Linked DNA regions of Homo sapiens: regions 1, 2, 3, 5 and 6 are each linked to region 4. The links are chromatin contacts, found by Hi-C in ENCODE. All regions are on one chromosome and are shown on one strand. Each heading gives the region's core, a stretch centred on a gene start or an enhancer-like site at or near the end of the contact. The rest is flanking DNA. Distances are from core to core; before and after follow the strand shown.

What was found. Hi-C counts contacts between places; a loop is a spot of excess contacts on that map. Pooled maps may share reads with other maps.
Region 1: a loop to region 4 is called in a pooled map, with 12 times the contacts of the local background. The contact joins the promoter of CLINT1 here to the promoter of CCNG1 in region 4. A Hi-C loop is called at or near these places in 7 of 50 pooled maps.
Region 2: a loop to region 4 is called in a pooled map, with 13 times the contacts of the local background. The contact joins the promoter of MED7 here to the promoter of CCNG1 in region 4. A Hi-C loop is called at or near these places in 7 of 50 pooled maps.
Region 3: a pooled map shows a loop between it and region 4 (7-fold over the local background). The contact joins the promoter of THG1L here to the promoter of CCNG1 in region 4. A Hi-C loop is called at or near these places in 5 of 50 pooled maps.
Region 5: a loop to region 4 is called in a pooled map, with 4 times the contacts of the local background. The contact joins the enhancer-like site here to the promoter of CCNG1 in region 4. A Hi-C loop is called at or near these places in 2 of 50 pooled maps.
Region 6: a loop to region 4 is called in a pooled map, with 6 times the contacts of the local background. The contact joins the promoter of DOCK2 here to the promoter of CCNG1 in region 4. A Hi-C loop is called at or near these places in 6 of 50 pooled maps.

Annotation. Positions count from the first base shown.
Region 1 is chr5:157,857,720-157,861,231 of GRCh38, reverse strand. It overlaps CLINT1 (clathrin interactor 1), which reads left to right and starts at 2,087. Exons shown (of 12, transcript NM_014666.4): 1 at 2,087-2,302. The coding sequence starts at 2,262. RefSeq lists enhancers at 1,799-2,038, 1,876-2,457.
Region 2 is chr5:157,140,977-157,144,183 of GRCh38, reverse strand. MED7 (mediator complex subunit 7) reads left to right here and starts at 1,319. Exons shown (of 2, transcript NM_004270.5): 1 at 1,319-1,364. RefSeq lists enhancers at 692-791, 1,602-1,651.
Region 3 is chr5:157,729,980-157,733,215 of GRCh38, reverse strand. It overlaps THG1L (tRNA-histidine guanylyltransferase 1 like), which reads right to left and starts at 1,796. Exons shown (of 6, transcript NM_017872.5): 1 at 1,585-1,796; 2 at 172-348. The coding sequence starts at 1,775. RefSeq lists enhancers at 1,520-1,879, 3,196-3,236.
Region 4 is chr5:163,435,786-163,439,358 of GRCh38, reverse strand. It overlaps CCNG1 (cyclin G1), which reads right to left and starts at 1,764. Exons shown (of 7, transcript NM_004060.4): 1 at 1,555-1,764; 2 at 1-102. The coding sequence starts at 102. It also overlaps a transcript of LOC105377700 not described here. RefSeq lists enhancers at 1,200-1,399, 1,091-1,668, 2,110-2,159 and a silencer at 1,840-1,919.
Region 5 is chr5:169,654,370-169,657,633 of GRCh38, reverse strand. DOCK2 (dedicator of cytokinesis 2) reads right to left here. Exons shown (of 52, transcript NM_004946.3): 2 at 3,148-3,231. Among named protein-coding and RNA genes, the nearest start is that of DOCK2, 19 kb to the right of the region's middle. RefSeq lists enhancers at 778-827, 858-907, 1,208-1,257. Within about 2 kb of position 1,378, at least 3 of the 41 ENCODE cell types and tissues checked have a DNase peak (open chromatin) inside an H3K27ac peak, as active enhancers do.
Region 6 is chr5:169,635,517-169,638,772 of GRCh38, reverse strand. DOCK2 (dedicator of cytokinesis 2) reads right to left here and starts at 1,498. Exons shown (of 52, transcript NM_004946.3): 1 at 1,404-1,498. The coding sequence starts at 1,446. RefSeq lists an enhancer at 701-800 and silencers at 1,061-1,120, 1,151-1,630.

The DNA.
Region 1 (3,512 bases), core at 838-3,337, 5.6 Mb after region 4:
ACCCATCTCTGCTCATCTTTACCTGCCTCTCCCCACCCACCTCTCCAACTCACTTCATATCAGCCCAAGTACTCCTACCATTACAAAGCTCTGAGATAACTTTGGATTTCTGCTTGTTGTAATTTTCTGCCTGTCAATTCCTTCAACCTTGCTTCTTTCTCTTGGGGCCTCAATCCGAAAGCCTTACTGAAACTTTTTTCAAAGCTGCTTTCGGTAATTAAGTGAATGCAACTTGGAGAGGGTTTCCTGTAGTCTCAGCTACTTGAGAGACTGAGGTGGGAGGATTGCTTGAGCCCAGGAGTTTCAGATCAGCTGGGGCAACAGAGTGAGACCTCCAGCTCAAAAAAAAAAAAAAAGAAAAAGAAAAAGAAAATAGAAAAGAGGTGGTTTCACTTGAGGGACCAGGGTCCGAGGTTGTTTATTTGGGATTATTGTTACCTAGCTTCATGACTAGCAACCATCAATTTCACTTCTTTGTGAATTGGAGTCTTTATTTGATCCTTTCGAGGGATCCTTCCATTTCAACCTCCTAAGTAGCTGGCCTCACAAGAGTGTGCCCCAACGCCTGGCTTTTTTTTTTTTTTTTTTTTTTTTTTTAAAGACTGGGCTGGCAGGGGGATCTCACTTTGCTGCCCAGGCTGGTCTCAAACTCCTGGGCTCAAGTGATCCTCCTGCCTTGGCCTCCCAGCCTCCCAAAATGCTGGGATAACAGGCGTGAGCCACTGTGCCTGGCCTGTAATGAACTATTGTAGAACCTAAGATTGGCCTTTTAAGACGTCTTTTCAGGCTTTTGCATTTCTGACAAACGGATGACCCCACCCAGACCAGCCACTCCTCTGCTGGCCCTCCATCAAGAAGCCGATTCAGCAAAGGAGAACCATTTTCCATACTCCTCTGATTGCATCCCTAACCAATCAGCAGCACCCATGCCCTAACCCTCTGCTCACCAAACTATCTTTGAAAAACTCTAGCTTCCAAATGTTCAGGAAGATTGATTTGAGTAATAACTCTGTCTCTCAAGTGGCATGGCCAGCCTCATGTCAAACTCTTCACTGCAATGACTTGGTCGCAGTGAATTGACTTTATCTGTAAAGTGGGCAGAAAGAACCCGCTAAGCAATTACACTATATGCAATTATCTTAAATGTTTCCTTGATTATTATATGTTTCTTCCAATTACGTTTGAATTCCAAGAGAGCTGGGTCTTTAACTATATTCCCCACTTCTGGAACATACAAGATGCTCAATAAATATTTGTAGAATGAAAAGAACTGTAAAATTTCAGCAGATGGATCAAATGAAACTTAAGGTTGCTTGTAGCTTTAACATGAGCATTGATAAAAATGAGTAAGTAGAGAAGGAAGTGATGACAACCATTGCAACAAAGCAATGGAAGCAATGTGCATATTTATCCTTAAAAAACACAAACCTGTCATATGTATGTGTATGTGTGCGTGTATATATAATGTTGGCTTTTTAGTTTCCCGTGGAGTGTGAACTGAGTTTCTGAGGTTTATAGTAAAGCATTTAACAAGGATTTCAGGTAGTTGTCTAAATATAAAACATTGTATCATAGAATTAGAGCGGAAAAGGATTTAGAATACAAGTTCTTCAATTTTACAGGGGTGGAAACTAAGGCCTAGAGATCTAAGTGTACTTGGGCATTGGGAAATAAATACAGCGATGTGTCTGTCGATGAGGAATGCGTATGCCAATCATACTTCTGTATAATCATTACTAATAACATAGTAATACTGCCTTACATTTGAAAAGTGTTTGAGTGTGACTAGACCCTGCACCAGTGGTTCTGAAACTTGAGCGTGATCAGAATCACCTAGAGGATTTGTAAAAGCACAGATCGCTGGGCCCCACCTCCAAAATTTCTGGCTCGGTAGGTCTGGGGCCGGGGACTGGGAAAGCTTAAGAGAAACCATCCCAACTCCTCTCAGCTCTCCCAACTCAACCTCTCAGCTCTCCCAACTCAACCGGCCGAGCTCGGCACTCAGGGAAAACTACAAGTCCCGGCGTGCCCCGCGCGCAGCGGCGGAAAGTCGGACACTTCCGCTCCACGCAGCGCCTGTGCTGCCGCGTCTCGACGTGTCACCGGCGGCGCCGCTGCTGTGGCAAAGGAAGGAGCTGACTGGGGGAGTTCGAGGCGGCGGGCGGCGGTGACCCCGGCCTGGAACTGCCCCGGTACGGAAGTGTTCCGGGGTCCGTGGGGAGCAGGAGAGGGAGGCGGCGGACCGTCCCGCGCGGGGCACGATGTTGAACATGTGGAAGGTGCGCGAGCTGGTGGACAAAGCGTGAGTATCGGGGGGCAGTTGTGGCCGAGGCCCACGTGGGGGAGGGGGGAGGGGGAGAAGGAGCTGGCCTTGGGCTAGGGGTTGCCCACGTCACGCCCCCTGGCTCTGCCAGCCCCATCATGGCGGCGGCCCGCTCCTTCCCGGCCCCGGGCCTCATCCCCGCTGGCGAGGCTGGGGAGGGACCCTCCCTCGTTTTAAAAAAAAACATCCTCTTGGCCACCCTTCTCTCCTTTCCAGGCCTTCCCGTCCCTTCCCCTATTCCAACCCCTGGGTGCCGACGCTTTGGTCATAAGGGGCGGGTTGTTTGGCGCTGGGTCACTGCCCTGGCCGGAGGACTGTCTTGGCCCCAGGCCGTGGGCTTTGCCTCCTGGGGAGCAGGGAAGGTTTGGGGGTGGGGGGCACAATGCACTGGTTCCCTGTGTCCCTCAAGGTGTAGTACGGAGAGACCTTAGACCTGGTTGGGGTGTGTCTTTTATCTTCCTTGCCTCCTCTTAATTCCTAATGAACCTGAAGTGTTGGAGTGGGTGGTAGTAGTGTAACAAGTGGCTATTGTGGTCAGCCTGAAGTTACTCAAGAAGACACTCATCCTTTGCTTTTCTAACACTAGTGAAAGTAGATCACTATATGACTTCTTGCGATTTTTTCTTCTGTTTCTTTTTCCACTACACATCATTTTTGGTGTGCTACTTGTTCCATTCGATTAAATTAAGAGGTCATTAAGAAATGTCCTCTTAAGGAAAAAAACAACCCAGGTTTATATCCTGTTGATCTGCTTTTAAAAGCAGGTAAAACGACCAGTACGTAGTTGATTTCCTTTAAGACTGAAATAACTTTAGTCTCTTACTTGCACAAGGAAAACCTTAACTTTTAAAATGAGTATATCAGGTATAACAGTGGTTAAGTAAGGTCTTCTAGGCCAGCAGGAAATAAAGTTTAAGAATTTAAGCAGTCCTCTTCCTTTGGGGCTTTAATGATTATGCAATAAGTGTGGTGAGAAAAACAGTTGATTTGTGCCACCCACCTAACCTAAAATCAGGAAGTATAGATAGCAAACTGTTTTCTTGACACCAGGAAACAAAGTAATTTCCAGTGCCTTGTCTGATACATCAGATAGAACTTAGAGCTTGACCATATTTTTATATTTTCTGTGCTACCAAGAAGGCAATAGAGTGCCTAAGGAGCACAGGTTTCAGAACCTGCAAAGCTGGGT
Region 2 (3,207 bases), core at 70-2,569, 6.3 Mb after region 4:
TGGTGGCATGGCATAGGACCATAGCAGTGGGAACGGTGGTCAGTCATATTTGGAACTTTATTTACTTATTTTTAAATAGATCTAATGCAAAAGGCTGGTATGGTAGTTTCGGTGGGGTATGTGAGAAAGGAGAAAAAGGTGATTCCTTCGATTGAACATTTGCAATTGAGTAAAGTGCAACTGGGGAAAGATGTCTGTCACCACTGGATATGAGGGTCTGAAGTGCAGAGGAAACGGTGTTCCAGGGCCTGCATGTAATCATCCAGCTGATATCTGACTGAGAAGTGGTTGGAGAACTGAGTCCTGGGGCAATCCATTAATCAAATGTGCCAAATGCTGCTGACAGATGGAGTAAAATGAGGACTGGGAACGACCATTGGAAGTCACTGGTGCAGGATACATTGGGGTCAGCGGTGAGGAGAAAAGCTGGATTGGGTTATGCTCAACGTAGATGGATTTCTTCAGGAAATAAATTGATACGTGCGAGGGATTTAAAATGGGGGAGTCCGGAAGTGGTGGTTCACGCCTACAATCCCAGCACTTTGGGTGGCCGAGGCGGGCGGATCACTTCATATCAAGAGCTCGAGATGAGCCTCGCCAACACGGTGAAACCCTGTCTCTACCAAAAATACAAAAAAAAGAAAAAAAAATAGGTGAAACCCCAACTATTCGGGAGGCTGAGGCACGAGAATCGCTTGAATCCCGGAGACTGAAGTTGCAGCGAGCCGAAATCGCGCCACTGCAGTCCAGCCTGGGCGAAAGAGAAAGACTCCGTCTCAAAGAAAAAAACAACAAAAAAACCCTGCATGTCTATATTTTCGAATTTGTATGTAAGACGTCTTAATTGTATGCGTTAAATTAAAAAAGGACAAAAGGAATGGAACTACCAGCAGCGACTAAGTCAGTAAAAGAGTGGTAATGGGGAAGGGGGTGGAATATACGCAGGCGCAATAGCAAGCGTTTCTTTTGGAGGTTATTTTCGTGTCATAAATTTCTAAATTCACGTTAAGTCTTACAAGAGCATGTTAAACATTAAAACATAAGATTGTTTCTGGTCAATAAGGGGTCTATAAAAAATAAAGCAATAAGGTGTCTTGTTCAATTTTATGCCTTAATTCAAAAAGAAACGAAGAAACGGAACCCTCAGCTACGACTTTTAAAAGTCAGTAACGGGTGGATGGGAGGAGTCAAACATACGTAGGCGCAACAGCGAGGGATCGGTCTGAGGCGGAGCTAGAATTTCGTTAAAGGACAGCTCTTACAGCCAATCAAGGACAGAGTCGGTGGCTTCTTCCCGGAGGAGACCGGAAGTTGGTTTCGGCTGCAGAGGGGAAGGCGGCTACCAGTGTAAAGCCAGAGCTGAGGTAAGTGGGCGGCAACGGTTTGGGGCCGCCGCCTGTGTGCGTTTTTTTCTTCCGGACCCCGCAGCTTCCTCTGTGCTGGGCTGGGAACTGGGGAGGCATGGCTGAGTTCGGCCTCCAAAGGCGGTCTTTCGTCTTTCTCTCCCGAGTCTCTCCGAGAGTGCGGTCTCTCCGAGAGCGCGGAGGCCTCGGGGTGGACAGCCTGGAGGAGGGGGCTCTAAGCGTGGCAGTCTCGGGGCTTCCTCCGTGTTGGGACGCCGAGCCGGAGTGGAGGTTGGGAGACCTGGCGTCTAGTCCCCGCGCCGCTGTTTTTCTAAGCTGTGTGGCCTTGGGCGAGTCATTTGCCCTCTCCGGCTCTTTGTAACATGAGAGTAGCCCTCCCTGCCCTTCCTTCTTCTGGGAGCAGTTATGAAACAGCTGAGGTATGGGGGCAGGCGAGGGCGGTAGATCCCAAGCCTAATCGTCAGGTCCATCTGGAGAGGTTTTAAAAGCGACATTCTAGGGCCCATTCACAGTAGACAGAATGAATCAAATCTCTGGGGCTGGGACCCTGGAATGTCTGTCGTCTTCTGGTGAAGCTCCTTCTCCCCCAGTAGAACAAACACTAGATGTTGGATCTTGAGTTAAGAACCAGCTCTGATGCTTGGCTCTGCTTTTATTAAAAATAAGACCTCCATCACCTTTGAAAAGTTCCATCTAGAGAGACAGTAGAGAAAGAAATATAATTTTTGTGATATGCCAGTCCTTATTGTACAGTTAGATGCTTCTCGGCTTAGGGATATAAGAGAGCTTGCCCTTTGGAGCTAAAGGGACCTGGGATAAGAATTCCTGTTGTGCCATTTATTAACCTTTTGATCTGGGGCAACACTTCCCCTCATTGAGACTTCGGATCCTCACTTCTAAAATGAAATTGATAATAGAACTTAATTCGTGGGACCGTGTGGTGGCTCACGCCTGTAATCCCAGCACTTTGGGAGGCCGAGGTGGGCGGATCACTTGAGGTCAGGAGTTCCAGACCAGCCTGGCCAACATGGTGAAAACCTGTCTTTACCGAGAAATACAAAAATTAGCTGGGCGTGGTGGTGCGCACCTGTAGTCCCCAGCTACTCAGGAGGCTCAGGCAGGAGAATCCCTTGAACCCGGGAGGCAGAGGTTGCAGTGAGCCCTGATGGTACCACTGCACTCCAGCCTGGGAGACAGATTGAGCCCTTGTCTCAAAAAACAAAACTAACAACAAAAACCCCAAAAACCTTAATTCATAGAATTGTTAATGAAGATTATGTTACAGAGGCCATAAAAAATGGTACCTGTCATGTAGTTGGCCTTAGGAAAATGGCAGCCGCAATACAGGAATGCACATCGTGTAGGAAAGTACAGAGCAGCACTCCTCACCTAAAAAGGTTTGAGTGGGATGAAACGTGAGCTGTCAAAAATTGTATTTTCTGCCGGGCACGGTGGCTCACGCCTGTAATCCCAGAACTTTGGGAGGTCGAGGCAGGTGGAACACGAGGTCAGGAGATCGAGACCATCCTGGCTAACACGATGAAATCTCGTCTCTACTGAAAATAGAAAACATTAGCCGGGCGTCGTGGCGGGCGCCTGTAGTCCTAGCTACTCAGGCGGCTGAGGCAGGAGAATGGCGTGAACCCGGGAGTCCGAGCTTGCAGTGAGCCGAGATCGTGCCACTGCACTCCAACCTGGGTGACAGAGCGAGACACTGTCTCAGGGAAAAAAAAAATGTATTTTGAAGTACCAGATCACTGTTAATTCTTTGATTTTGGTAATTGTGCTTTGGGTAGAAGAAAACATTCTTGTCACGAGAAAACACACTGAAGTATTCAGGGGT
Region 3 (3,236 bases), core at 547-3,046, 5.7 Mb after region 4:
GCTCGGCTATCAGATGGAAGTACAACAATCTAAACAGGAAATATACATGTACTCTGCAGTTACAAATACTGCAGACATCATCTGTAGCCTGTAAGTCTGCGATTAAGATAAACAGAAAACCAGATGCTGGGAGGAAATATTCTGAAGAAAGGAGTTAGGTCATGGAATTACCTGGCTCTTCTTTTAAACCAATTGGTTTTCCGCTTGAACACAAAGCTGTACTCATCACTCTGTCCATACGCGATCACAATATCCTCTAGTTCTTCCATCACAGTCTGCGCACATTTGGTCATCAGCTGGAGAGCACGGCTGTCATTGGGTTTTGCAAAGTTGTGCTTCTCAGCAAACCTTCACAGGGGAAAAAGGGAAGAAAGCATGGATGGAAGCCTGTCATTAACAACACGCTCTGTTGCTAGATAACAGAGGCTGTTTGGAGGAAGATAATGTAATAGCACTGTGAACTCAAATGCTCAACTAGCCACAACCTGATCCATTTTCTTAAGAACTTAGTTTTTTTCCTGCCCTGAAATTGAGAAAGCCAGACAGAAATGCTAAGCCTCAACTCTCCTTTCTGTGAAATGGGAATAAAAGAATATTTACCTCATTGGGTTGTCCTGAAGATTAGGGAGAAGATAAAAGTAATCATACCTAGCTCCTAGTAAGTGCTCAATAAATGTTAGTTATAATAATCATTAACAATGCAGCCCTCTTCAAAGATTAAATTCCCATCTTTCTGTTATATTTCTTTCTCCCCCTCCCTCTTTTTCTGAGACAGGGTCTTGCTCTGTCACCCAAGCTGGAGTGCAGTGTCCAATCACCGCTCACTGCAGCCTTGACCTCCCAGGCTCAAGCGATCCTTCCACCTCAGCCTTCCCAGTAGCTGGAACTACATGTGTGCACCACTGCGCCGGGCAAATTAAATTTTTTCTTTTTCTTTCTTTCTCTCTTCCTTCTTTCTCTCTCTCTCTCTCTTTTTTTTTTTTTTTTTTTTTTTTTTTTTGTAGTGGCGGAGTTTCACAAACAACAACCACAGAAAAAACAAAACAAAAACAAAAACTTGGTCTCCAACTCCTGGCCTTAAGTGATCCTCCTGCCTCCCGCGCCCAGCCTTCTCTTTTTTTCTGACTCTCTGTTGAATCTAGTCCATGTGGCCTGTTACTGATAATGAAGCACAGACGTTAAGTATTGCCCACAAGCAAGGCTTACACAGACTTCTGAACAGTCAGCATTCAAAGATATCTAACAGAATAGCTAGGCAATTGGCTTAAGAGCTTAAATATTGTGCATGAGAGTGACTTTTAACAACAGGTCCTTGCTAACAAGTCTCTGTTCACTTAACACGGGCACTCCAAGCCAGATCCTCATCACGGGAGCACATCGCCCATTCAATTACGCTAACAGCCAGCGTTCAGGCACTGTCCTAGCCAACACGCAGGGCGGGGCAATGCTCCATGCTGCGCACTCATTGGCTACCGCGTTACCCTGGTAACCGTGACTGGAGCGGGCGGGAGGACTTGCAAGGGAAGAAGCTGGATTCCCCGGAAGCGCTGGCGCATCGCGACGCCCCGAGTCGAGCTCGCTCACCGATGGAAATTCCGGCCGTCCAGCCGCACTACCACCCAGCAGTGTGCCAGGCAGGTGTCGTCAGCCTCGAAGTCCCTCACGTACTCGAACTTGCTTTTTGCCATGGTCGCCCCCAATCTCAGGTACCGTCTCAGAGTGATGGAAATGGTGGCCAAGGAATCGTGAACCTTAACTTTACAGGCGCCCCACATTCTACACGCGGAAAGGAAAGGGCCAGATAGCCCCGCCCCGGAAGTGTTCTCTTCGCGGCTACTCTAGCCGTAGGGCAGTCATAGTCTCTCTCGCCTCTCCCTGTAGTTCTTAACCTCCCAGGCAAAGAGGATGGAGGTTTAGGTTCCTCCGTTAGCACCTTCCACGCTTGCTTCTTCCTCCTCCCGTCCTGCGGCAAATCAGTCTCACGAGGTTTTTAAAAATTATTTTTTATCTGCTGGTCTTGACTTACTGGCAAAAGCAATCAGTGTCCCCGTTAGTGCCCAGATCAAAATCATACCCCAACCTAAAAAAAAAAAAAAAAAAAAAAATTCTTTTTCTGGTGTTTGAAGGTGTAGCTGTGATGTTTCCCCTTTTCTTAGTGGCATTTATTAACTTGTAGAAAATCTGGAATACACCAAAACTATAGTTAAGAAAATTAACACTTTGTTTCTCCGTCTTTCCCATCAAAGCATTGTGGATGGTTCCTTTCAGTCTTTTTTCTTTTTGTGTATGTAGGTTTACACAGGGAATGCACAAGATTGGAATTATTCGCCTATACAATGTTTATATATTTTTCCACTCAGCTTGAGCATTTGCCAGTATCATCAATTATTCCAAAGTGTGATTTTTAAAAGAAAAATGGACTCAATATTCCAACATATGGGTATACTAAATTGATTTATTCAACTTTTTCACCATTAAATAATCACAGAACCAGTGTTTGATATCTTGTTGCTGGTGGATAATAGTAAAAATAAAATCCTAATATTTGTGTCATACTTTGTGATTTACAAAGCTCTTTCAAATTCATTACCTACTTACTTACTTTTTTTTTTTTTCCATCCTCAAGAAAGATATTCAGGCCAGGCACGGTGGCTGACGCCTGTAATCCCAGCACTTTGGGAGGCAGAGGCAGGAGGATTGCTTGAGTTCAGGAGATTCATACCAGCCTTGGCAACGTAGCAAGACCCCTGTTCCTACAAAAAAGAAAAAAAATTATCCAGGCTTAGTAGCCCATGCCCGTAGTCCTAGCTATGGGAGGATGAGGTGGGAAGATACTTGAGGCCAGGAGTTCGAGACTGCAGTGACCCATCATTAGCCACTGCACTCCAGCCTTGGTGACAGAGCAAGAATCTGTCTCTAAAGAAAAAGAAAAATATTCAAACAATATAAATCCTTTTATATGTAGCAAAAAGTCTCTCACTGACTCCTAACAACATACTTTAGGCAGTTACTGTTACCAGTTTTTTGTGTATCCATACAGGGATCTATATCAGTATGTGTGTATATCCTCATAATAGTACCACAAATGGTAGTCATCACTCCTTTGATGCTCAGAGTAACATCAGAGGGATGCAAAAGAGGAACTGGGATTTCACCTTTACAAAGGGGAAATCTGAGACTCAAAGAGAAAAAAATAATTTACATAAGGTCACATATGTGGCAGGACCAAGACATAA
Region 4 (3,573 bases), core at 515-3,014:
CAAACCACAGACCTTTGGCTGACATCTAGACTCCTGTTCCAACAGGGCATTCAGCTGGTGTAGCAGTTTCTGAGAGTCAGTTGTTGTCAGTACCTCTATCATCTATATATAGAAAAAAAGACCAGCAAGGAGTGTAAGAGTAGTCCTTCCTGCTTTCCTTGGCCATCTTTGCACTGGGCCAAGAAATGATTTATAAGCCTCCCATCCCCCAATGCGGCTAGTGCATCTAAGTCATTGCAAAGTGCCATCTGTTATTTATTTCCCTTCTACAAGTTGGTCACATCCTAAATTGAGTTCCTAGAGGGAAGGAACCATGCTTTTTTTTTTTTTTTTTGAGAAGGAGTCTCGCTCTGTTGCCAGGCTGGAGTACAGTGGCACGATCTTGGCTCACTGCAACCTCCGACTCCCTGGTTCAAGCGATTCTCCTGCCTCAGCCTCCCGAGGAGCTGGGATTACAGGCATGCGCCACCGCGCCCAGCTAATTTTTATATTTTTAGTAGAGACGGGGTTTCACCATGTTGGCCAGGATGGTCTCGGTCTCCTGGCCTTGTGATCTGCCCGCCTCGGCCTTCCAAAGTGCCGGGATTACAGGCGTGAGCCACCGCGCCCGGTCGGAACCATGCTTTTTAGAAAAATAAAATGCAAATCTTCAAGAAATACTTGTTCAAGTTATTCACTGTCAATAGATAACCACGAATAAACACCGTAAGACAGGATACCGAAAGTGAAAAGCAGATGGTAGTTAAGTATTCTGCCACATATTAACAAAATGAACTGTTCAAGTTACTTAATTGTACTTAGTTCCACATTGATAAAGTAGGGATAAGGTTTATGACCTACCTCACAGATTTGTGAGTTAAAATGAAATCACGTAAAGAGCTTAGCACATACAGTAGACGCTTAAAAAACACTGAACAATAATAATGAGCTTGAGCTTCTTTCTAGATTTATAAAATGAGGGTAACAATATCTGTCGCTGAATGTGAAGACTGAACAAGATGATTCACCACTTAAAGAGTATAGCACAGTGCTTGGCACACAATACTCAATATTACTTAACTTTTATTGTTGTTAGGAAAGGAAACTTAAAAGGTGACATTAGGAGCACGTATTGGGGCGGGGGGGTGCGGTGGGTTGTTGCTAACCTAGTCTGAAAGATGAACCTGGGAATTCCATTGATTTAAGTGTGCATAACACAACCATGTCCCGGGCACAAGCTAAGCCCTGGATACATGGAAGGTCCCTCCCACACCAACTAAAGACAGGAAGGCAGGAGGTCTTCAGAGCTAGTCATGTGAGGAACCTCTAACTGCAGGGGTTCCATTCTTCCTCCCCAGGCTAGTCCCTGGGACTGGGTCGGCAGACACGAAAGGCACCTCAGGAGGCCGGATCCGGCTCCGCCCCTCCAGCCTCGGACTAGCCTGGGCTTGTGCTCACAACAGCGGTAGAGTTTAGTGTGGAAAAGGGCGCGGGCCAGACCTACTCCTCGCCCCGCGCCCCCAACCCAGCTCCCCACCCGCACCTGGCGGTCAACTCCCGCGCAGTCCCACTCACCTTGACAGAGACTGCAGCTCCTCAGCGGTAACCACCCTCCCCGGGCCTGCTCACCTCACCCCACGATATCAGATCCGAGAGGCCTACGAGGAGAGGGGACTCGTAGGCAAGAGGAGAGAGGCCCGGGGAGGGGGACTGTCCTGGGTGGAGGCCTCGGCAGCGCCGCCGAGACAACTCGGCCCTGATCAGGGTCAGCTCGGAGCCGAAGGGGCCGCGCCTGCCCTAACGAGGAATATATTGGAGGGCGGGGCTTTCTCGCGAGAAGGGGGCATTTTCGCCGCTGATTGGTGTAATTCTTTTGATGGATGGCCTCCGCGATCCGTAAACGGCTGGGCCGTGGAGTGAGAAGTCCGGCCAATCGGCTCACACTTCCCGTTATCTGGCCTCAAATTCCCCGGCCCCCTTCCACGCCCCTACCTCTAAGCGTCTCTCATTGGAGAATTTAACAAAGTGTCTTCATTCAGTAGGGGGCCAAACTAAATACTCGGTGCAGCAACCCTCGCCTGGGTCAGGTCAATCGGCTGCCAGCCGGATTGGCCGGCGTATCATTCCAGAATGTACTGTTTGTTCTGTGGGGTTTAGGAGTTCTACAGTGGTTCTGCCCCATCTTTCTAAAAATACAGTGAGTAGTTAAAAAAAAAAAAGTCAACCTTTGATTTTTAATTACAGATAAAGAGGTGGTGGAATTTATATGGTTTGGTGGTTTATCAACTTCCAGAGTGCTCTCTTCGTGAACTTTGGAAGTCAGTTGATTCTTGCCTTAGTTTGCTTTTTATACAATTTATCAAATAATGGAGTTGGACTGTGTAATTTCTTGACCCTCTACCAATTTTCTGAATTTGCTTTTAAAGCAAATTTAAAGAGAAAAGTTGGTACAATTTTTCAGTTGCTTAAAATGAAAGGTATGTGGCAGACTGTTAACAGGAATAATTGTGGTGAGTGTGAATCTCAGTCTACAGACCCGAGTGTAAAGCAGTATTACTCTTTGTATTTACCATAATGAATTTAATCTCTGTGAGCCTCTCCTATGCCAGATTAGTGGGAAAATAATTAGCCTGAACTCTTCTTAGACTCTCCTCACTCTCACTCTCCCAGATCATCACAAGTGAGAAAAGTCCATTTGTAAAAGGGCCTGAAAAAGGGTGCACAAGGAGTCATTTCTAAACTCTTATGAATTACACAGTAGTTGGATGTCTCTGTTCTCATGGCCCCAGTTCGGTCTCTCTTACTTTGAAAAAGTGAAAATCTGAAAGATTTGCCGTCACTCTGCTATTTGCCCTGCCGTGTACTTACCCAAGGCAATGCCACAGAACAAAACTCTGGAAAGGGGGAAAAGGGGTGGGGAGGAAGGGGAAGGAAAAACAGGAGAAAACATCAATACCTCACAATAATACCTTAGCCACATAATCAGGTCAGTTTAAGAAACTGGGGCTCAAATGGGGAAGAGGCCTTTGTTCCTTTTGAAAATAAAAGCTTACCTAGTGAATATAAATTGGCAATTTATAACCTTTAACAAGTGATTTTATTTAAAAATACTTTTTGCTGTAATGTGTGAGTTTATAAATGTAGTTTCTCCTTTTGGCTTTTAGTTCCTATTATTCCTAATTCCTAAAATTAGGAATGTATATGCACAATTTTTAAAAAAAATGGCTAAAAAATCATAAAATCTTTATGGCAGGCTGGGCGCGGTGGCCCACACCTATAATCCCAGCACTTTGGGAGGCAGAGGCGGGTGGATTACCTGAGGTCAGGAGTTTGAGACCAACCTGGCCAACATGGTGAAACCCCGTCTCTACTGAAAATACAAAAATTAGCTGGGCATGGTGGCACGTGCCTGTAATCCCAGCTACTCGGGAGGCTGAGGCAGGAGAATCGCTTGAACCTGGGAGGTAGAGGTTGCAGTGAGCCGAGATGGTGCCACTGCACTCCAGCCTGGGCAACAGAGCAAGACTTGGTCTAAAAAAAAAAAAATTCTTTATAGCAATCAAAAGCACGAATAAATTAACTAATATTTATTGA
Region 5 (3,264 bases), core at 129-2,628, 6.2 Mb before region 4:
AAATATGACTGAAGGAAGTGGTTGGAGGAAAAAAATCACACTGCTTTTTTATGTTTGTCCCTTCTACAAGAAATTCCTACTGTTTTTAATATCAATTTTTATAAATCGATTCATTTGGACCCAATATTAGCCACTATTTCCTTTTATCACAGATTTTTAATCCAATATTCTTGTATTGTGATTCACCTCTCAGTTGGCTGGATTTTGGTTTTGAAGTAGTTTTCTGTAAGAAGGTTTCACGGGTACACCCATATTCTTTCTACTACACAGTTTTGACTAATTTTTGACTAACATTGTGGTTTTCACACCTTTTATATTTTTAGAGGAATCTTTTTTTTTCAATCAGAATCACAGACCATACACCCCATCTGAAGGCAGACAACACCAGACCTGCTCTCAGACCCCCTCCAGCTCCATTACCTTCTGCCACTCAAGGCACCCCAAGAAGACTTTGGATCCCCTATTTGAAAACTCTGCATGGCCATGAGTGTATGCATGAGAAGTCCTAATGATTTGCGTACCAGGAGATATGATATTTCCTCAGATAGCTAGAATCATTCTAGCAGACTTCCAAACACTGTCTTTTCAAATAATTAATAAATTATTAGCCATTTACCAATGAATATATCCAGCTTTTTCCAGCAAGTTATTGTGACTAATTTACAAAGATACATTAAAATAAGACTAATTGAATTAGAAATGGAAAACCAGAACCAAAGAAAGGATAAAGGTGTCCCAGAGATGAATAAAGGTGGCTTGAGTCCACCAGAGTAGCCTTCGTAAAGGTCAGGGCACCAGGCCAGGGAAAGGTACTGGCAAGGCTCTGACTATGGCAGCCTGTGTGGGAGGTTTATTCCCTCAAGCTTTCTATTCAGGGAAACTGCATACAACGAAGAGAAAAATACTCATCTGGATTTCACAATGTAGGACACAGAAAATAATGACCAAGGCCTTGTCATTGTTTTGGCAGGCATGGGTGGAGGAAAGAGTGTGGGCTTGGCTATCAGAAAAGAGCCACTGGGGCCAGGTGCGGTGGCTCACCCCTGTCATCCCAGCACTTTGGGAGGCCGAGGTGCACGAATCACCTAGGGCCAGGTGTTTGAGACCAGCCTGGCCAACATGGCGAAACCCCGTCTCTATTGAAAATACAGGCGTGGTGGCACATGCTGGTAATCCCAGCTACGAATGAGGCTGAGGCGCAAGAATCAGTTGAATCTGGGAGGCGGAGGCTGCAGTGAGCCGAGATCGCATCACTGCACTCCAGCTTGGGAGACAAAAGCAAGAGTCCGTCTTAAAAAAAAAAAAAAAAATCCACTAGCTCACTGTGCAACCTTAGATGAGTCATTTCACTGCCTCCATTTCCTCATCTGCAAATGTGAGGTCTCGTGCCTGTTTCTCAGGATTAGCATCCAGTAGCATGAAAGAGGCACTGAGGAGAGTTGCTGCTGTTTTTATTTTCATTCTTTGCCTTTGGTAGTCACCTACAGTTTGCTTATCTGCCACTGGGCAGAACTAGATTTGTAAAAGATAGGGTTATGCTGTGAGCAGGGGGCAGCGTGCGTGGAATCACAGACCCAATTCAATTCTCTAGGACAGCGTCTCCACCCCTCTCCTCCAGCCTTGTCCACTCCTTGCGTAAAAGGTTTCAACAGGGCCGGAGTGTGAACTTTGCAGGCCCTGGACACTGAAAAGTGTACGGTATCCCCTCATCTACAACCCCAAGTAAAAATAATACTAAAGCATAAAATAAATATAAGGAAGATGAACAAAGTTCTCATTTCCCCCATGACCCCTTTTAAAGTTGTCTTGACATATCAAATTTCAAATTATTTGCCCACAAAATGGTTTTCTGTATGTTTTTTGGTTGTATCTACATGCACAGGTATGCATATGTGTATATATGTACATATGTATGTTTGTGTGTGTCTTTGTGTGTGTCTGTGTGTGTGTATGTGTTTACACAAGCATCCTTGTACAAATCTGCAGACCCAGCTAGGGGCTCTGTTGCCTAAGAGGTTGCATGTAGCTAATCCAGCACTGGAAATGACACTGCCTGTCCTGTGGGTTGTGGTGAGGAGTGACTAGGATCATGTGTTATAAAGAACTTAGCACAGTGTCTATTTTGTGGAAAGGACCAAAGATGGCTACTCCTGCAGGTGACCGCCTTTCCCCATGAAAGGACTCCTTCACAGTGGCACACCTGCCTCCTCCCTGACCGTCACTCCCTCCCCAGGGCCTCCTCTAATGGATTCACTGGGGGCAGAACAGGCCTATGTGCTCAATACACTCTCTCTTCTTCCTCTACCACTCTGCCGAGACACAGGAAGCCCAGGCTCTGTGCCCTCCATGCAGCAGGAGGTATCAGCAGGCCCAGGTAGGAGGGAACTGTGGTAGGCCAGTTGGGCCAGTGAGGGGTGGGAGCCTGCCTGACTGCAGGTAACAGATCAGCAGCTCATTTGGTTCTCATGCCCAAGCCATGCTCCCAATATCAAGTTTATCAATGACATGTTGATTTCCAACTGCCTGACTTATGAGTCCAAGGCCATTCATCTTTGTGCAAATTTTAAAAAGCACTCCCTACAAGCACACCACCATGGGTGGACGCAGCCCAGTAGACACCTGGCTTCACAAGGCAATGGCATCTTTGTAGGAGAAAGAAAGAGATGCCACCACATTGCCCAAGACAGGGCTCCCAGCTTGGGGAGGGGAGTGAGCTCCTGCTCCCTGGGCTGGGTGCCTTCATGCAGTAAACAAACAACACAACTGTGCACATCGGCTCTCCTGGAATTAGAGGTGTGATTTATGGGACCCTTCCAAACCCTAATGATGCTTATTTCCCTTTATCGTGATATTAATACTAATAAAGAACTGTATCTAGGAAGAGTCACAGGCTGAATAGCCCCATGGCTGAAGCAAATGGAGAGCATAACAAACATCGAACCACCCAGTTAGGCTTTTGCTATGAAACATACATTCCTAAAATGAGAAAGCATTTCTGTTTAGTAAATTCTAATTACTAGCGTTACCAAAACGTTTTTAAATAGACCACACAGTTGCAGGTTCAGAGACAGCGCTGAGGGGCCTGGGTGTACTATAGGCTTCCATCAGCCAAGGGTCCAGCACTTGGGGCGTGGGCCAGTGACTCACCTCCACACGTCTCCTGTATTCGCACCACATCGCCGATCTGCAGGGAGAGCTGGGGGGCTCCGCTGCCTTGGAAGTTGTATATGGCTGTGAAACAGAAAGAAAGACAGCTAGGTGAGA
Region 6 (3,256 bases), core at 249-2,748, 6.2 Mb before region 4:
AAGTCAGACAGAGATTGCATGACCTTTGGTCTTGCAAACCATGAAATACTACAGTCTCATAAGGCATGACTGTCCTGAATCTGGCATTAGGGTGCATCTTGGTGCTGGTGTCTCTTGGTTCTGAAGCTGCTAGGTAAGACCCTGGACCTGAATCACTAACTCTTATTGAGCCAGCACACTACTAAATGCTTTCCATGCATAACCCCATTCAATCCTCACAAGAGTCTCATGAGACCTGCATTATTATTACTTCCACTTTATAGACGAGGAAACAGACCCTGATTTGAACTCAGTTCTGACTTCCCAGTCCAAGCCTCTAGCCTTACACATAACTCCTCAAGGGCAGAAGCTGTATCCTTCCTTACTTTGTAACTGCCCCTTGAGATATGAATTATTATTTGTTCTCTGGATGGGGACCATTTATATCAAAATGACCCCACAGTGCCCGGTACCCAGTAATTGAGTGGATAACTGCTGATCTCTCCAGGGCAGTGTTTCCCAAACAGTGGCCTGGGGACCCCCTGCATCAAATCCCTCTGGGTGTTTGGGTCTTCCAATGCCTCACCTGCGAAATATTTATCTCTGAGATGGTGTCTGGTATCCGCCTGTGTAGGAAGCTCCAGAGTGACTTTTTATTTGATATTTAAGTTTAAAAACCACAGTGAGTCCATGGAGATTGCACCACGGATGACACTTAGAGTAGCAGCACCTGAGGCCTCCCTTCCCCCAGCCACCACTTCCGCCCCTGAGCTCCAGGCAGAGGCTTCTGGGAGTTTAGATGGCTGAGGCTGACGAAGCTAGCTTCTTGGTTACCCTAAGACCACCTGGCGGGAGCCTTTTTCCCCAGAGGCTCTGGGGGGCTGAGTAGAGAACCCCACCGTCCAGCCCCATTCCCCCAAGCTTGAGCTGCCCTCTGGATGCCCTGCCAAATCAGGAGTCATCTGACCCAGGAGGAACAGACAGGGGAAGCAGGCAAATGGGTGTCGCTTTGGAGGGGGTGGAAGTATGCATGGTGGGCAGGCCAAGGCTGAGCCAGGGGAGAGTGGAGCTCCCTCTACAAGGCCAAGTCTCCCACGCGGCGAGCTGGGGCACTCCTGGGGACGCCGAGTTTGGCGCGAAGAACTGAGTTGTCAAGCGCAGGTCTTGACCCTATCTCGGAAATGTCTAAGGTTCCCTCAGCAGGCGAGAGGGCGAGGGCTGTGCTTAGCCTGCGGGGTGGGGTCCCGCCGTCCTCTCCCCGAGCCTCGGCTTTCCCGCCCCGAGGCCCCGCCGCAGGCTGCGCCCTCTGACCTGCAGGCAGCGCGCCCTGCCCACCCCGCGCCGCCGGCCCCGCAGCATCCTCCTGCTCGCGGCTCTCCCGCCACCTGTCCCGCTCCCTGCCGCGCCCTGGGGCCCGCACCTACCCACGCCGTGCCGCTCCTTGTCAGCTTTGCGCCAGGGGGCCATGGCTGGGCCGGGGCCTCGCGTCCTCCCGTGGGGAAGCCGTCAGGGGGTGGCTGGGCGCCGCAGGGCCCCACTTCCTTCCTCTTTTCAAACTCCTCTCAGGGCCCGCCCTCTCCTCCCTCGCCGGGGCTCCCCGCTCCCTCCTCCCTCCCGTTGGGCAGGGGCACACTAGAAGGCTGGTGCCCCGTAGGCTAAGACACGCCACCCCACCCCACTTCACGCAAAACTTGGGGACCACTCCCACTTTGTCTCCTCCCCAGGCGAGGGAGCAGAGGCCAGTCCCCACCTGGGGCTCGCCAGACCACCACCGCAAGTGCAGAGAGTTTCCTGATTGCCGTGCCTAGGGACTGAACAAACCTCCTTAACTCCCCTCAGCATGAGCTTTGGTGTCAGATCTCGGTTCGAATCCAGACGGGGACAAATGACTTCATTTTTCTAAGCTTCAGTTTTCTCATCTGTGAAATGGGATACTAATACCTACTTCATATGATTATTGTGAGGGTTAGAGAGACAATGTACACAGCAGGTGACATGGAAGAGTAAATGTTTACCTGGAGGTGGATCCTTTACAGCCTTTTTTTTTTTTTTTTGTGAGACGGAGTTTCGAGTTTCTCTCTTGCTGCCCAGGCTGGAGTGCAACGACGCGATCGCGGCTCACCGCGACCTCCGCCTCCCGAGTTCAAGCGACTCTCCTGTCTCAGCCTTCCCAGTAGCTGGGATTACAGGCATGCACCAGCATGCCCGGCTAACTTTGCATTTTCAGTAGAAACGTGGTTTCTCCATGTTGGTCATGCTGGTCTCGAACTCCCCACCTCAGGTGATCCGCCAGCCTCAGCCTCCCAAAGTGCTGGGATTACAGGTGTGAGCCACCGTGCCTGGCCCATTTACAGCTTTTTATCGTTTTGGTGCTACAAACCCGTTGGAAAATCTGATGTAAGCTCTAGAAGCTCTACTCTGAAAATACGTAAATACACTATTTACCAACATCACTGCAAGGTGAAGGGTGCTGTCACAGCCAGCAACAGTGGGACCCAGGAAAAGAGCCCTAGAGTTAGGCTAATGGAGACATTTCCTCGAAAAATCTCATTTTTGCTCTGAGAACAGATTCTGTCCAAAAAAAAAAAAAAAAAGTCTGATCCACAGTGATAAGGCTGAATTTAAGTTTTGCTGAGTTTTCTTTCTTTATTCATGACTCTCACTACCCCTTTCTGCCTTACACTGGAGAGTCATTAAGATAGATTAGGCAATATCACAGCTGAACTGGAGCAACAAAAAATTATTGATTTTGTTTTATCTGCAGTTATTTTCTTTTCTGTTTTCTAGCAGCACAAATTAGGTAATAATGTCTTATACAGTCAGCAGTGGTATTAGGGTTCCACCAGATGACCAGAGTAGGAGATTTTATATATATGCATACATATATATACATACATACATATATGCATATATATATACACATACATACATACATATATGCATATATATACACATACATATATGCATATATATACACATACATATATGCATATATATATACACATACATATATGCATATATATATATATATATATACACATACATATATATGTATATGAGAGACAGAGAGAGATTGGGGATTGGCTAATGCGATTGTGGGGCTGTCAGGAAGAGCAGTTTGGAAACTCACAGGCAGATGTCCTCAGGAGGAATTTCTTCTTTTTCAAGGAACCTCAGTTCTATTCATAAGGTTTGTCAACTAATTGGATCACACCAACCAAATGTATTGAGGATAATCTCCCTTAATTAAATTCAATGTATGGTAGATGTTAATCAC